Linked DNA regions of Homo sapiens: region 1 is linked to region 2. Evidence: chromatin loops called from intact Hi-C (ENCODE). Cell type or tissue: Caco-2. All regions are shown on one strand. Links, peaks and the distances in the headings refer to the core of each region. The heading gives the core; the rest is flanking DNA.

Evidence for each region. A loop is a pair of places that touch in the nucleus more often than their neighbours do. Peaks named below come from ENCODE experiments on the same cell type or tissue, not always from the same donor. Only the 100,000 strongest peaks of a DNase experiment are listed, where the experiment ranks them.
Region 1: it touches region 2 in a loop (2.8-fold over the local background); 7 of 110 quality-filtered maps call a loop at or near these places.

The regions. Positions count from the first base shown.
Region 1 is chr11:124,966,608-124,975,284 of GRCh38, forward strand. It overlaps CCDC15 (coiled-coil domain containing 15), which reads left to right. Exons shown (of 16, transcript NM_025004.3): 5 at 8,489-8,602. Among named protein-coding and RNA genes, the nearest start is that of CCDC15, 17 kb to the left of the region's middle. In Caco-2, for the core only: no CTCF peak of the experiment used is centred there; a DNase peak (open chromatin) is centred at 4,482.
Region 2 is chr11:125,052,440-125,061,116 of GRCh38, forward strand. No RefSeq gene overlaps it. Among named protein-coding and RNA genes, the nearest start is that of SLC37A2, 6.5 kb to the right of the region's middle. In Caco-2, for the core only: no CTCF peak of the experiment used is centred there; no DNase peak of the experiment used is centred there.

The DNA of each region.
Region 1 (8,677 bases), core at 291-8,290, 86 kb before region 2:
GTGTCTTTTAATTGGGGCATTTAGCCCATTTACATTTAAGGTTAATATTGTTATGTGTGAATTTGGTCCTGTCATTATAATGTTAGCTGGTTATTTTTCCCATTAGTTGATGCAGTTTCTTCCTAGCATCGATGGTCTTTACAATTTGGCATGTTTTTGCAGTGGCTGGTACTGGTTGTTCCTTTCCATGTTTAGTGCTTCCTTCAGGAGCTCTTGTAAGGCAGGCCTGGTGGGGAGAAAATCTCTCAGCATTTGCTTCTCTGTAAAGGATTTTATTTCTTCACTTTTGAAGCTTAGTTTGGCTGGATATGAAATTCCGGGTTGAAAATTCTTTTCTATAAGAATGTTGAATATTGGCCCCCACTCTCTTCTGGCTTGTAGAGTTTCTGCCGAGAGATCCGCTGTTAGTCTGATGGGCTTCCCTTTGTGGGTAACCCGACCTTCTCTGGCTGACCTTAACATTTTTTCCTTCATTTCAACCTTGGTGAATCTGACAATTATGTGTTTTGGGGTTGCTCTTCTCGAGGAGTATCTTTGTGGTGTTTTCTGTATTTCCTGAATTTAAAGGTTGACCTGCCTTGCTAGGTTGGGGAAGTTCTCCTGGATAATATCTTGACGACTGTTTTCCAACTTGGTTCCATTCTCGCTGTCACTTTCAGGTACACCAATCAAACATAGATTTGGTCTTTTCACATAGTCCCATATTTCTTGGAGGCTTTGTTCATTTCTTTTTATTCTTTTTTCTCTAAACTTCTCACTTCATTTCATTAATTTGATCTTCAGTCACTGATACCCTTTCTTCCACTTGATCAAATTGGCTACTGAAGCTTGTGCATTCGTCACGTAGTTCTCGTGCATGGTTTTCAGCTCCATCAGGTCATTTAAGATCTTCTCTACACTGTTTATTCTAGTTAGCCATTCGTCTAATCTTTTTTCAAGGGTTTTAGCTTCCTTGCGATGGGTTCAAACATCCTCCTTTAGCTCGGAGAAGTTTGTCATTATTGACCTTCTGAAGCCTACTTCTGCCAACTAGTCAAAGTCATTCTCCATCCAGCTTTGTTCCGTTGCTGGCGAGGAGCTGTGATCCTTTGGAGGAGAAGAAGTGCTCTGGTTTTTAGAATTTTCAGCTTTTCTGCTCTGGTTTCTCCCCATCTTTGTGGTTTTATTTACCTTTGGTCTTTGATGATGGTGACCTACAGATGGAGTTTTGGTGTGGATGTCCTTTTTGTTGATGTTGATGCTATTCCTTTCTGTTTGTTAGTTTTCCTTCTAACAGTCAGGTCCCTCAGCTGCAGGTCTGTTGGAGTTTGCTGGAGGTCCACTCCAGATCCTGTTTGCCTGGGTATCACCAGTGGAGGCTGCAGAACAGCAAATATTGCAGAACAGCAAATATTGCTGCCTGATCCTTCCTCTGGAAGCTTCGTCTCAGAGGGCACCTGGCTGTGTGAGGTGTCAGTCGGTCCCTACTGGGAGGTGTCTCCCAGTTAGGCTACAGGAGGGTCAGGAACCCACTTGAGGAGGCAGTATGTCCGTTCTCAGAGCTCAAACTTCATGCTGGGAGAACCACTGCTCTCTTCAGAGCTGTCAGACAGGGACGTTTAAGTCTGCAGAAGTTTCTGCTGCCTTTTGTTCAGCTATGCCCTGACCCTGGAGGTGGAGTCTACAGAGGCAGACAGGCCTCGTTGAGCTGCAGTGGGCTCCACCCAGTTCGAGCTTCCTAGACACTTTGTTTACCTACTGAAGCCTCAGGAATGGCGGACGCCCCTCCTCCAGCCAGGCTGCTGCCTCGCAGTTTAATCTCGGACTGCTGCGCTAGCAGTGAGCAAGGCTCTGTGGGTGTGGGACCTGCCAAGCCAGGTGCGGGGTATAATCTCTTGGTGTGCCATTTGCTAAGACTGTTGGAAAAGCGCAGTATTAGGGCGGGAGTGTCCCGATTTTCCAGGTACCATCTGTCATGGCTTCCCTTGGCTAGGAAAGGGAAATCCCCCGACTGCTTGCACTTCCTGGGTGAGGCGATGCCCCACCCTGCTTCGGTTCACCCTCCGTAGGCTGCACCCACTGTCCAGCCAGTCCCAAGGAGATGACAGGTAGCTCAGTTGGAAATGCAGAAATCTACCTGTCTTCTGCGTCGATCACGCTGGGAGCTGCAGACCGGAGCTGTTCCTATTCAGCCATCTTGGAATGGACCCCCCAATTCTTTTTATATTATCTCCATATGTGGCCATCTAATTCCTGCCACAACACCTCCACTATTGGACAACTCATTACTTTTTCAGACTGATCATTTTATTTTTAGAAGACTTGAAATTATTGCAACTATTTTTTCAACATGTTGAGTCAAAAATCTTCCTCCCTATAACTTTTATCCATTGGTCTTAATTTTGCCCTCTCAGGTAATAAAAAATAAGATAGCATCTGAGAGCACTTCAAGTATTTGATTATAGTTATCATTTTTCTTTTTTGGGTTTCTATATTCCTAATGCCTTATTGATTTCTTCTGAATACTATTTTGTTTTTCAATATTCTTCTGAAATAGGACCTCAAAAACAACACAATACTGTATTTTAAATATGATTTGGCCACTAGTGCTCTTAATCCGCACCCCTTACCTCACCCTCTGCTTGATAATACTTGGTATTACCTACTTGTTCAAAGGTCAGTTAAGATTAGTTGCCTAAAGGTAGGAGCTAGAATTGTAGACTGGAAGAAATTTCAAGTGTCTTATAATATATAGAACCAGTATTTTGTTTTCATTAGGACTGATATTTATCTTTAGGGATTCAGTTTCTGTGATGTCCCTTGAAAGCGGCATTTTGGTGAGGAATTGAAGAACAACTGATCATTGTTTTAGTCTTACCATATAATAACTTTTTATTGATCTGTCCCTATTCAGTTTGCTACTGTTTTCTAGCATGGTTTATTCCAGCTTTTTGTTTCTCACTGAATCTTTTACTATCTTATTTCTATTTTTATTCTCTCTTTACAGTGCTAGTTTTCCAGCTTTTTAAAACCATGGAAATAATTACTTTTTGTAGTAAAGCTTTAAGTAATGTGAAATAGCCTGCTAAATTCTTGTAATCTACCATTGAAAAAACTAGTATTTCAGTCAGACACTTTTGCCTGCAAGAACTCAGGCTAACCCAAACAAGGGGAAAGTTTATTTGAAGAATACACATGGGTTAATAAGGGAAGAATCAGAATCTCACACAAATCCAAACTCCTTTGAGGAATGCAACTGGAGAGTTTTTCTGGATGTGAGTTTTTCTGGATGTGAGCTCCAGTGACCCCAAGAGCATGAGATATTTGATCTTCACACTAATATTTAATCAGTAGCTTGATTGATTCAGTTCTTCTCATAGGGTGACCAACCTTCCCTATTGGTCTAAGATCGAGGGGTTTCCAGGACATGGGACTTTTCAGTGCTAAAACTGAGACAGTTCTAGGTAAACTAGTATAGTTGGTCACCTTGTTTCTACATGTATGCTTCCCTCTTATTTTCTCATTTCTCTACCATTAACTGGTATTGTCATCTCCTCATCACAGCTTCATAACTTTGGTATACTTGAGGACCCGTTAGCCTCTTTTTTCCAGTTTAGGACCTTTTATGTTCAAGTCCTCTCTCTAACTTTTCTCTGGATATTTCCTAGTTTATTATCTGAGGTAAGGAATATTTATTGGCCCAGCTTGCCTTTTTGCATTAGGTCTACATTACTGGCCATCTTATAGATTGATAGCAATTGTGACAAAAGAAAGATAATGCAACTCGCTGCATTGCACTGGGATTCATGGGCTATAAAAAGTGGCTCATGTGAGTTCAACTTTTAATGTATGGTATTTTCTGGCCACTGAAAAGTCTAACACATTTAAAAATCAGTATGATATCATTTGCAAATAAACTACATTATACTTGAATAGAATTCAACTTTGATTAGATTTTTATGGCCTTAACAATACACTTTACATTGGTATTAGTCCTCCATGATAATAAAGTAGGTAAAATTCTATAAATATTAGATCTCATCTATACTCTTTTCCCATGACCTACATAGTATTACTAATTGTTTTGTTTATACAGTTACATGTAAATTCTATCTTATTCTTGATTGGCTAAAAAATTACACAAACAAGTTAAAAAGAACTGAAGAAAATATGAACAGTGTCCTAGTTAGATATCTATATTTCTCAAATTTTATCCTTCATATTTGCTTGATGCTTTAAATTTTACTATCTAATCATAGTTTGCTTTAGATTTTAAGATTTAAATCTCAAAATTTATATATTACAATTTTCGTTTTGTTACAAAGAAGTGCTTTTGCTAATTGTTAAAGTTATGTTTCTGTGTGCAAAATAGACATTTTTTTTGGTGTGCAGAAGACATTGCATCAAGGCCTATTTTTATTTGACATATTACTACACAACCCTTGCTCCAGTCAGCTAAGGCTAGGGAGGAAGTTGCCTAAGGCCGCCCCTTTAATAGGGCTTGTAGGCCTGGCAGTATTCCTTAGAAGGCACTGTGATTGGTTGTCTGGTATACCTGGGATATAGTCTCTAGGGGTCAGTGCAAGCAAAGTTTTGTTGGCAATGGTTTGTTAGTTAGGAAAACTAACAAACAGAAAGGAATAGCATCGACATCAACAAAAAGGACATCCACACCAAAACCCCATCTGTAGGTCACCATCATCAAAGACCAAAGGTAGATAAAACCACAAAGATGTGGAGAAACCAGAGCAGAAAAGCTGAAAATTCTAAAAACCAGGGCATCTCTTCTCCAAAGGGTCACAGCTCCTCGCCAGCAACAGAACAAAGCTGGATGGAGAATGACTTTGATGAGTTGACAGAAGTAGGCTTCAGAAGGTCGGTAATAACAAACTGCTCCAAGCTAAAATTTAGGCCCATGTTCTGTAGGATATTCCTGAGGTCTGATATATGTACATATGTATTTATATATGCAATATGAGAACCAAAAATGCATTTATATGTTTATGTTGTTCATGAGAGGAAGCTTTTTGAGGGATATTGTCTGGGATTTTTTTTCTCATTTTTTACACTGAGTTTTATTGAAAGTATATATGTACATAGTTTGAACAAGTAAAGTAAATAGTTGCATGCATTGTTATTAAAAAAGATAAGTACTTTGCACATTTCCTCATCTTCCTCAGAAGCAACTATTTGCATTCTTTTAGTTTTGTCTTTTGGTGTTAATATTCATATTTCTGAGCAACATGCTAGTAATACTCCTTCTTAATTAAAAAAAATTTAGGCATTTTTTATTGATTTACCACTAGGAAGGATGAGGATTTATTCCTCTTTCTCTCCCCTGCCACCACTACACATGCACTCTTTCCACTCCCGTCCTCTCTTTATAGTTATATTGTAATTTTGCTTAGATCTATATTAAACATTTATGTTGTTATGACTATATAAACATTAGTCACAGCTGATCTATGAGTAAACTATGATTATGTTTCCGTCTATGTATGGCTTTTTGTTTTATCTGGAGTTATATTGATTTTTCATTTGCTAGGTTTTCTATTTATCTAATTATTTATCTAATTATGAGTAATTCATCTTCATCAGGGAATCTAAGCCTTAGAGATTTAATCGTAGTCTGTTAATAACAGTTAACTACAAAAGAATCAATAGTGTGCCTAAGGTTCTAGATAGAAAAGACTTTTGGTCAAATTTTATGTTTTGAGTATTTACACACATACAACACATGCACATATGCATATGTACATTTAAACATATATGTAAGTATACATACAAATGTATATATATACCACAGACATTCACACAATTACATATATATGTAATGACCAACATCATCTTGCAGAGAAATGTGCTTATCTACTTGTTTATTTGAATTATTGCATAATTTAATTTATAATATCCCCCTGGGTTCTATGTTTTTGTTAAATTGCTTGTTAACATTAACTTTAGTCTTTGTATTAGTTTCTGGTGGCTGCTGTAACACATTACCTCAAAGTTAATAACTTAAAAAATTACAGAAATTTATTATCTCTCAGTTCTGGAGGCCAGAAGTCCAGAATCCACTTCACTAAACCAAAACGAAGGTGTCCTCAGGGCTGTGCTCCATCCTCAGGTTCTAGGGGAAAGTTTGTTTCTTGACATTTCCAGCTTTTGGTGTCTGCTGGCATTCCTTTTCTTGTGGCTGCATCACATCAATTTCTGCATGCCATTTTCACATCACCTCCTTTTCTGTATGTTGAATCTTCCTCTACCTCTCTCGTAAGGACACTTTTGATGGCATTTAGGACCCGTATGGATAATCCAGGATTATCTTCTCAATGTCCTTAAGATCTCAAGATCCTTAACTTAATCACATTTGCAAAGGCCCTTTTTTCTTATAAAGTAATATTTACAGGTTCTAGGGATTAACACCTGGTATCTTTGGGTGGCCATTATTCACCCAATGACAGTCCTCAAAGCATGTCATTGAAAAAGCCTTTCCAAGATTGAGGCTTGGTGAAGGGTTATGGTAACTACAGAGAAACAGAAGAAAAATAATGTATATTCTAGCTTTTGGAGCAGTTGAAATATCCTGCTTAAGGGCCTATAATCAATGTGACTCTAATAGAGGTTTGGACTTGATGGGAAATGAAAATTCTGAATCCCTATTTCAAATTTGTTACAATGGGGATTTTTGAATCCTTGGTCACATGGTGCAGGGTAATAACACCTACCTTAAGTGTCAATGAATAAAAGGAGGCATAGTCATGGGGCTATTTTTTTTTTTTTATAATTTCAACTACACATATCTCTTTTTGCATTGTGAACAGCTCTATCTTGATTCCCTTTGGCCACTCCGCAGCTGACCAAATCTAGAAGTCTTCCGCTTGGCAAAACAAAGAGTAGTATGTTTCAATCTGATTTCTCTGGACAGAGTTATAGACCTCTGAAAACAAGCTTAAATAGAGGTGATGTGCTGTAAAAAAATCTGGGCTGGTAGAGTAGAGTGTTTTCATCCTTAGGTAATTATTAATAAAGCCATAAAATTTATTTTATTTTTTTTTAAGACAGAGTCTTGCTCTGTCGTCCAGGTTAGGGTGCGGTGGCGCAATCTTGGCTCACTGCAGCCTTGAACTCCAGGCTCAAGCAATCCTTCCACCTCTCCTACCTCAGCCTCTTGAGTAACAGACTACAGGCGTGTGCCACTACAGCAAATTTTTTTTGTATTTTCTGTAGAGAAGTCATAACCATCATTTCTCTTCAAGGGATAATTGATATTATTAAACTTCCAATGAGTGGATTAGTAGCGATCTTGGCTTTGCCATAATTTTACTGACTAGTACAGGATATACTTTTCCTCCACGTGATACAGTGCTTATCTTTATTTTTCAATTTTAATTTTAATTTATTTATTTTTTTAAGATGGAGTCTCTGTTGCCCAGGCTGGAGTGCAGTGGCGCTATCTCGTCTCACTGCAGCCTCTGCCTCCTGGGTTCAAGCAGTTCTCCCGCCTCAGCCTCCTGAGTAGCTGGGATTACAGGTGTGCACCACCATGCCCGGCTAATTTTTTTATTTTTAGTAGAGATGGGGTTTCACCACATTGGTCAGGCTAGTCTCGGTCTCGAACTCCTGACCTCAGGTGATCCGCCTGCCTTGGCCTCCCAAAGTGCTGGGATTACAGGTGTGAGCCACCACGGCTGGCCTACAGTGCTTATCTTAAAAATGATATATGTTTTATTTGTTTCCCTAATGAGATATTCTTTGCAAATTTGTGAGATATAAAATAGGCTGTGCTTCTCTGAAAAAGAAATCAAAATAGCCGCATACTGAAATTTCTGGAGATAAGGAATGAACACGAAATCAACATTTAATATTAGTAGTCATTTATTAGGTGTTACTTAAAGTAGTTGAAACAAATTGGTTCTTTTGAAATGTTTGAATTTGTGTTCTAAGTTAATTTAGGAAGGCTTCTTGGAGGAAGAGGAAGGGAGATTCAAGAAAAGACTTTAAGTAGCTATGGTCTTCAAATGTTGAGGGTGGTGAAAGGAGTCATGTAAATTGGGGATAAAAGGGCTTTAAGGAAACTAGGAATAGAGTCCTAGCAAGCAGTGATGAAAGCAATTAAGCATATATGGAGCACTTGAAGAAATAACTCCTTATTGACAAAGGTGGATAGAAGGTAAGGAATGTGTCTGGTCAGTGATCTCCAAGTGTATTAATTCAGACTTTAGGTTTTCATATTTTTGTGTACATGCTTTATATAAAGTATACATTATTTCTTAAAAAACAGTTTGAGTAACCGCCCTTAAACCAAGTTACAAAGTACAATCTCTAGAATAATGACAATAATGTTGTACCACACTATCAGCACATCAAAGTCTCCTTTGCAAGTAATCCTGTTGTCTTAGATCTGGCATTTTTTAATAATAGGGACCTGTTTTCCTGTTGGAACACTTAGTGCATTTGGAATTAAAACTTATCCTGCTTTTGTTTGCTTTCTTCCCCCTTTCCCTGGCAGCTTAGTGAAACTATGAAACAGGCACGTCACCGGCTAGCATCCTTTAAAACCGTGATTAAAAAAAAGGGATCAGTGTTTCCAGATGATGGAAGGAAAAGCTTTCTTACCAGAGAGGTAAATTAATTTCTAATACATGATTTAAAAAAATACAGGTAAAAAATACAGATAAAGATTTACTTATATCTCAGC
Region 2 (8,677 bases), core at 177-8,176:
CTTCCTGGTTCAAAGCTGTAGGTACCCACATCCAACAAGTTACACCCATCTTATCACATTGCCAGAATTGAGTTATGGTTCAGCTGGAGGAAGAGGACATGTCTGTCCTTTTTTGCCAGGTGGGCACAGTGTTTTCTCTAATGAGTTCAAAGCATTTGGCATACACATGATCAATACCACTTTTTCTTTCACACATTAGGACATTACATCCTACACATAAAACGTGACTGTGATACAGCTCTGTCTTTTAGGGCTTAGAGTGTTTTCTCACATGGCTGTAACTCCTTGTTCTTACCTTATAAGTAACTTGGGTCAGGGATGGTAGATAAGGGGGGATCTGAAACAGAGCTAAGACTAAGAGGAGGATGACAAAGATACAAGGCAAGGACCAGGACTGAGCTAAGATTAACAATGGAAAACAGAGCTTGAAGTGGAGCAAGATTGGAACTTGAGCCAACACAATAGGAATCAGTAGTTAACTAGACATGGGTCTCTGAAAACTGTGGAGAGGTGATTTTAACTAGTCTAATAGACTTACATACAGTGGCTCACATTGGAAAAATCCATTCATCAAGGAATGTAATCTGACACAGGTAAACCATAATAGCTGGAGACTGAGTTAATGCTCTGTGAATATGTATTTTTATATGTATTACATTTTCTGAACCCCTGACCTACCTCTTCCTTTTCACTATTAGCAAAATAGAAATGTAGAGATGAATAGCTGTTAATACAGCTTAGTTTGACTCCAGAAGTAGGATATAATTGGATCCATATCACTACTACCTGGCCCACTGAGGCAGCAGGAATAGGGAATTTATTCAGGTTGTGGTATAGCATGTGGTATATAGTTCTGCTGTATGACACACAGGAAGTGGGTTGTGATGCTCATTTCAAGACACATTGCTTTGGATCCATGAGCCACTTATCCCAGTTACCATCACACCTCATGCTTCTGTGTTTCCCAGGAGCCTTTCTTCAGTTGAATAGTTGGGACTGTAAGCCTTGCCAGGTAGGATGGTAGACAGATTCACTGGGATTGGTTCCAAGTTGGGTATTGCCCCTGCATGAATCACACGGGACTGAGTCTGGCCTCTCCTTGGGGACTCTAAAAGCTGGCTAGGTCCATTACCATGAGAGTCCCTTAGGATTAACAGGCCTTTTGTTTGCCTGAAATATTCTTCAAATTCTGAGTCTTAAAATTCTAATAACTCTTAAGGCAAAGTACTAGTAGCATCTGTCTGTGAACACTTAACCTGATTTCTCTCACTCGGAAGCAATTATTCCTGCCCAATTATATAGTATACTAGTTGTAACTATTTAGCATATAGGTTTTCTGAATTATATGATAATGTTTATATATCTTAAAAGATAATTTTCATAAAAAGGTAAGATCATGACTCATACAGATATAAAAATGAACGTGCATTAAACATTTAATTCATGAGGGAAATAAGTAGATGTTTCAACTGGTTCCAAGAAAAAAGGAAAAAAATGCACAAATTTATATAGATAAAAGAATGTTGGATTGGATGTGCAAATGGAGGCAAAACTGATGTTTTTCATATTTATCTACAGTTTGCAGAATTGTTAAACCAAGGAGAACTTTAGGCTAAAATCAGGTCACTTTGGAGGGGTGTCCTCTAGACAATACATTATTTTCCACTGAAACATAAATTTTTTTCTACATCCTCTCCCATTTCGATCAAAATAGTCTGAAAGAAAGACTATGCTTGATCACAAAATAAGGCCGGTCTCATTGGATTGGATCTAACTATAAGTACGGTAAGCATTTTAATTTACCACAAAAGTCTCCTTCAGTTTACATTGCTGGAAGTTTTCATAAGGAATTTCAGATTTAACTTTTAAAATACTTGTTAACTGGACTGTGTATTTGTTCATAGTGCATCTGTTTTCAACGTGATTGGATTGTTAAATTTTGAGGTGTGTGTGTGTGTGTGTGTGTGTGTGTGTGTGTGTGTGCGTGCCTTAAATTTCATTCTGTGCAGTAGACGAGGACTTGATAAGACAATAACATGAAAGAAACTGAAGTGTTTTCTGGCTTTTCTAGAGATATCTGGGCATGTCCATTTCTCTCTAGCTGAAACTCTGTTATCATAAACTAGGAAGTACTTGTTTCAATTCATTACTAAGAAGGGGGAGAAAAGGTTTAGTAACAGTGATCAGAAAATACTGGACAAGCTGAACATGGTGGCTCTCACCTGTCATCCCAAGGCTGAGGGGGGAGGATGACTTGAGGCCAGGGGTAGAGACCAGCCTGGGCAACATAGCGAGGCCCCTATCTCTAAAAAGGCAAAAATAAAAAAAAAAATTAATTGGGCATGATGGTACATTCCTGTAGTTCCAGCTACCCAGGAGGCTGAGATGAGAGGATCACTTGAGCCCAGGACTTCGAGGCTGCAGTGAGCTATGATAGCACCACTGCCCTCCAGCCTAGGTGGCAGAGAAAGATCCTGTCTCTAAAACAAATTATTTTAATTAAAAAAAAGGAAAGAAAATAGAAATTACTAAGGCATGCTTTGGCATACAGTGAACATTTGGATGTTAATTTTGAAGAAAGAAACATTTGGGCTTGAGAATGAGTTTCTAAGAAGGTAGAGTGGATCAGCACTCTTTTCCCAGAAATTTCCATCTTGATCTTGATTCCTGACTCTTGTAGCCTGTTCTTCGTATATTTTACAATAAGGAATGCCAACAGTGTACTAGGAGCCAGGGCTCTCAGGCTAGTGTTACAGAGTTGTAGGGAAATTCTAGGATGAAGTTTTTGCTGGGACAAAGCAGATGAAAGAGTTGAGTTTTTCCAGATCTGGAGCTTACCTGTTGGGGATGCTGTAGACATCTAGAGGCAGCAGGGATATCTTCAGTCTTTATTGTGTAGTGCTGGTTTGTTTATTCAGACCTTCTTTAATCTTACTAATAAAACTCTTCACTTGAAGACCTTTCAGTCCTTGCCTGTGAAAGGCATGATTGTTCTTCTTGAAGTCACATGCTTTTGATTTCTAAACCCATTTCCATTTTCATTTGTTCAACCTGTTCTCCCTGTTTCATTCCTCTTGCTTCACGATGTTACAATAAGAATGCATTCCTAGTTGTAGACCTAAGGAGCAGTGTAAGGCAGGGAGGCATTCCCACAACTTCCTTGAGCCTATCTTAGGCTTAATTAAGCCTATCATAGGCTTAATTGGTCACAGGGACAGAGGTTAGTCCCAAATGATAAGAAGGAATCTGTTTCTACAAATGGAGTGGCCCTTGGGGAGAGCTTCTGTCTCATCTTTCCACCAGCATCACTGTGTGAACCAGGCATGTCTGTTCTCTGCAAGTTAAATTTGTTTGTCTGAGTAGTAGGGAGGAGTATTATCTCCTAGCCGTCTAGAGGTGCCGATGAAGCTGTTCGATAAAAGCAGAGTTACACGTTTAAAAAAATAGCTCAACATCGCTGATCACTAAAAAAATGCAAATCAAAACCACAATGAGATACCATCTCATGCCAGTCAGAATGGCTATTATTAAAATGTCAAAAAACAACAGATGCTGGCAAGATTGCAGAGAAAAAAAGAACGCTTTTGCACTGCTGATGGGAGTATAAATTAGTTCAACCATTGTGGAAGACAGTATGGCAATTCCTCAAAGACCTACAGACAGAAATACCATTTGACCCAGCAATCCCATTACTAGGTATATACCCAAAGGAATATAAATCATTCTATTATAAAGATACATGCACAGGTATGTTCATTGTAGCACTATTCACAATAGCAAAGGCATGAAATCAACCCAAATGCCCATCAATGATAGACTGGATAAAGAAAATTTGGTACATACGCACTATGGAATACTATGCAGCCATAAAAAGGAACAAGATCATGTCCTTTGCAGGAACATGGATGGAGCTGGAGGCCATTATCCTCAGCAAACTAATGCAGGAACAGAAACCCAAACACTGCATGTTCTCACTTACAAGTGGGAGCTGAATGATGAGAACACAGGGACACATGGCAAGAACAACACACACTGGGGCCTGTCAGAGGCGGGGTGGGGGCTGGGGGTGGCACTGGCTGGGTGTGGAGGGAGAACACCAGGGGGAATAGCTGGGCTTAATCCTTAGGTGAGGGGATGATCTGTACAGCAAACCACCATGGCACACATTTACCTATGTAACAACCTTGCACATCCTTCACATGTACCCCTGAGCTTAAAAGTTGAAGAAAAAAAACGAGTATCGTAACTTGGAATCCAAGGCACAGTACTGAAATCTGTATTGCTAGTGAGGTACTTGAGTTAATATGGGCAGCTGACCATGCTGCTCCATAGCATATTCTCCAAAGGAAAGATTTCTACTTAAAAAGTAAATTTCTCCCATCCTGTTTCTGGAATTAGAAAACTGAGAACTACTAAAAGGAAATTAAAGTTGACAGAGCTTTTATATATATAAGACTTTTATAAACTAAGGATAGATTCACGGGGAGTTACAAAAACAGTTCAGAGGCGTCCTGGTACCTCTTACCTAGTTTTCCCCAGTGATTACATTTGACATAACCGTAGTACAGTATGTGTGTGTCTGCTATTTTATCACATGCATTGATTTGCGTAAACACCAATGCAAACAAAATACAGAACTATTCTGTCACCACAAAGACCTCCCTTGTGTTACCCCTATAAAGTTACACCCCTCTCAACCACCACCTTCCTTAACTCCAGTCCATCTCTAATCCCTTTTCCATTTTTATGATTTTGTCATGTTGAGATTGTTATATAAATGAAATCATACAGTATGTGACCTTTTGAGATTGATTTTTTTTCACTTGGCATAATGCCATTATGTCAATAGTTCATTTCTTTTTATTGTTGAGTAGTATTTCATGGTATGAATGTACCACAATTTGTTTAACTTTATTGAGGGGCATATTGGTTGTTTCCAGTTTTTTGTTATTATAGATAAAGCTGCTATGGACAATTCATGTACAGGTTTTTGTATGGATGGAAATTTTCAGTTATCTGGGATAAAAGCCCAGGAGCACAATAAGTGTATGGTAAGTGTATTTTAGTTTCTTAGGAAAGTGACAGCATGTATTTGGGTAATGTTTTTTATCTACTCTGCCAGGGGTGGCGGGGGGTGAAAGTCCAGGTTTCCTATTTGACCTCTGTTAACATCCCTGGTTCGGGGAGGCAGGGCAGGGCACCTCATTACTGCTTGAAAGGGTGGGAGTTCTGGCTCTCCACTAGGCCTCCATTGATATCGCCCTGTATGGGCTCCTTACTGCTCCCCATGTGACCTCCATGACACCTTGGTGGTTGGGGTGGGGCGCTCTTTACCATTGGAAGGTGGTGAAAGTCCTGCTTTCCCACTTGGAGTTCTCTGACACCAGCCAGGCGGTGGGCGGGGGGGCACCCCTCATTACAGCCAGGTGCAAGTGGAAGTCTAGGTTCCCCACTGGCCTTTGCTGATAAGGTGGGGTGGGGCTGCAGTGTTTTCTATGAGGTTTAGTTGGAGCAGGGTGGTTATTGCCACGCTACCCCTTCCTTGGTCCTGTGGCTAGACAGAGCCAGCATTTCTGAGAGCTTTGGTGTTCTGTCTGTGTCATTGGTGCTTCTGGATTTGCTGGCTTCTTCAGCACCCAGTCCGGGATATATGAAGCCAAGAGCAAACCCAGATAACTCACCACTGTCTTTCCTTAGATCTCAAGGTCCCTCGCTGATCTGTCTTCTCTCCACTTTTCAGAGTTTTCTTATGCTTGCTTTATATATAATGTCAATGGTTTTTAACGGTACCTAGCAAGAAGAATAGAGAGAAGTGTATCTCTTCTATCTTCATCCAGAACTGGAAGTCTGACAAAGCCCTGTTAAATGGCCATTTCTCCTCTGAAAACATAAATCTGATCCTGTCTTCACCCTTAAAGCTGTCTTATAGCACCCAACTGTCTAAAGAATACAGTTCCAACCTGTTATTGTTGACATTGAAGGTTCTTCACTATCTCACCACATGTAATAAGTCATATCTTCTGCAGCTCCCCACCTTGCACATGTACTCACCAGCTACAAAGAATGTCTTATGCACCATTTCTTCAATGTACCATGCTTTTTCATGGTTCCTTATTTTGCACATGCAATTTTCCGGTTCCACCTTTCTCCTCTTCACTTGGTATGCACTAAGCTGTTCTTCAAATCTAGTTCTTATGTTGTCTACAGTAAGCCTTCTGAGACTCTCCTGGAGTTATTTGATCAGTGCCACCATATCAGCATGAACATTTTCTTGTTTATATAACCTATTTCTTGTTTGAGTTGATCTCTTCTGCCAAGCTTTTGAAGTGGGATTATCTCTATACATCTCTGTCCCCTTTGACTGTAAATTCTTTGGGATTAGGGACTGTGTCTGTCTGTTTTTTTTTTTTTTTTTTTTTTTTGAGACGGAGTCTTGCTCTGTCGCCCAGGCTGGAGTGCAGTGGCGCGATCTTGGCTCACTGCAAGCTCCACCCTCTGGGTTCACGCCATTCTCCTGCCTCAGCCTCCCGAGTAGCTGGGACTACAGTCACCCGCCACCACACCTTGCTAATTTTTTTTTTATACTTTTTTTTTTAGTAGAGATGGGGTTTCACCGTGTTAGCCAGGATGGTCTCGATCGACCTGGTGATCTGCCCACCTTAGCCTCCCAAAGTGCTGGGATTACAGGTGTGAGCCACCGTGCCTGGCCTGTCTTTTTCATTAATGTATCCTCAGCACATAGCACTGTGCTTGGCACATAGTTGTCACTTAACAAATGTTTGTTTGTTTGTTTATTTATTTATTGAGACGGAGTCTTGCTGTGTCTCCCAGGCTGGAGTGCAGTGGCACGATCTCGGCTCACTGAAACCTCTGCCTCCTGGGTTCAAGCGATTCTGCTGCCTCAGCCTCCTGAGTAGCTGGGATTACAGGCGTGTGCCAGCATGTCTGGCTAATTTTTGTATTTTTAGAAGAGGAGGGTTTCATCTTGTTGGCCATGCTGGTTTTGAACTCCTGACCTCAGGTGATCCTCCCGCCTTGGCCTCCCAAAGTGCTGGGATTACAGGCAACAAATATTTATTAAGCAAGTAAATGAATGGTTACTTTCAGATACTAGAACAACTAAACATTGTCCCCAGCTGTGTGACCAGGCTGAGACTACCTCACTTTTGTCATTACCATATATTCCTTTTAATTTTTCCTCTAAACAAGGTGACTTTGGGAAATTTTCATAATTTAACCATTTCTTCATCCTTCTCCTCTCTTCCTAAGGACTACTGGCTGTCAGGCTGTCTTTGTATATACCTGTTGTCACTACTGGTATCCTAAGGAGGTTGACCATTTGAAAGCAGGGCTGCCCTGTTGGTTGACTGATAGGTCTCCAAAGCCCACTCTTCAGGCCATTATGAACCATCAATCTAGTCTTCAGTACATTGAAACCCTACTTTTGGCCAGTTATATAAGGGCTGGGATGTTCTTTGCTAAGCATTCCAGAAGTTTGACTTCTATTGAGAAATAAGATATTTTTGAATACCTTTGGTCACCTTGCTTATCTATCTTTTGACTGTTAGCTGGGAAGAATTTAGTAGTAATTCTTAGTGAGATTTCAGCATCCAACATATTTAAGACAATAACTTCTTTCATTTTTATGACACTCTACTCAAGCCATACATACATCCTTGTGAACCCCAAATTATTCAGCACGTATTACCACAAAGCTTACAATAACTCAGTGGGTTAAGTTGTATATATATACACACATACACAGATACACACACAAGCACATTATATTAAGGATTTTGCAGTCAAAAATATATTTTGTTATACCCATTGATCCTTTTTAAGAATTTTGATCCTTTAACCCCTATATTTTGTTCTCATTTATGACAGTCATTGGTTTCTGTCAGCTGCAGTCAATATCTGACCCTAATACCATATATATTAGCTCCTGCACACATAATTGCTCCATTTGCAAAACCTATTTAATATGGCCAGGCACTGTTGTACTTTTTGTATGCACATATGTTTTGATTCTTACAGCACTCTGTAAGGTGGGTGCTGTTACACACATTTTACAGAGGAGGGAACTGAGGCTTAGTGAAGTAGTAAGTATCTTGACCAGGCTTGGTTCTGACTCCAAGCCAATGTTCTTTTTACTGCACCACTCCGCCTCTCCATCAAAAGGCCTACTATGAAATTGAATATTTAAAAGATTGAATAATTACAATTTATCCTAATATCCCAGTTCTTACCCCCTTGATCAAGACTGGTCTTGATTGTATTACCAAAAAATATGCTTTTCTCTGTTTAGTAAGACAGGAGTGGAAGGAGGCAAATGTGTTCAAAAAATGATGCTTGTGGATGTGTTAAAATTTTGGAGTTCTGTTACCTAGTGGCTTATTCTCATGTCATTTGTCCTCAAAGACTTTCTTAAGCATTCAGATCCTTCTGTCCCTTTGAAGAAAACAGGGAAGACACTTGTTATCGTGTCTTAAAGGGCATAAAACACCAACTGGCTACCCCAACAGTCCTGTGGGTGGTCATGGAACTTACTAGCAGTAGGGACTGGTATTTGATGGGTAAAATGGCTTCTTTCTCACAAGTGTCTCATACTGAACCATAGGAAGCATTTTTGACAGAGTATAAGGCTATCCATATAAGAACTGAGGATCTTTTCCTT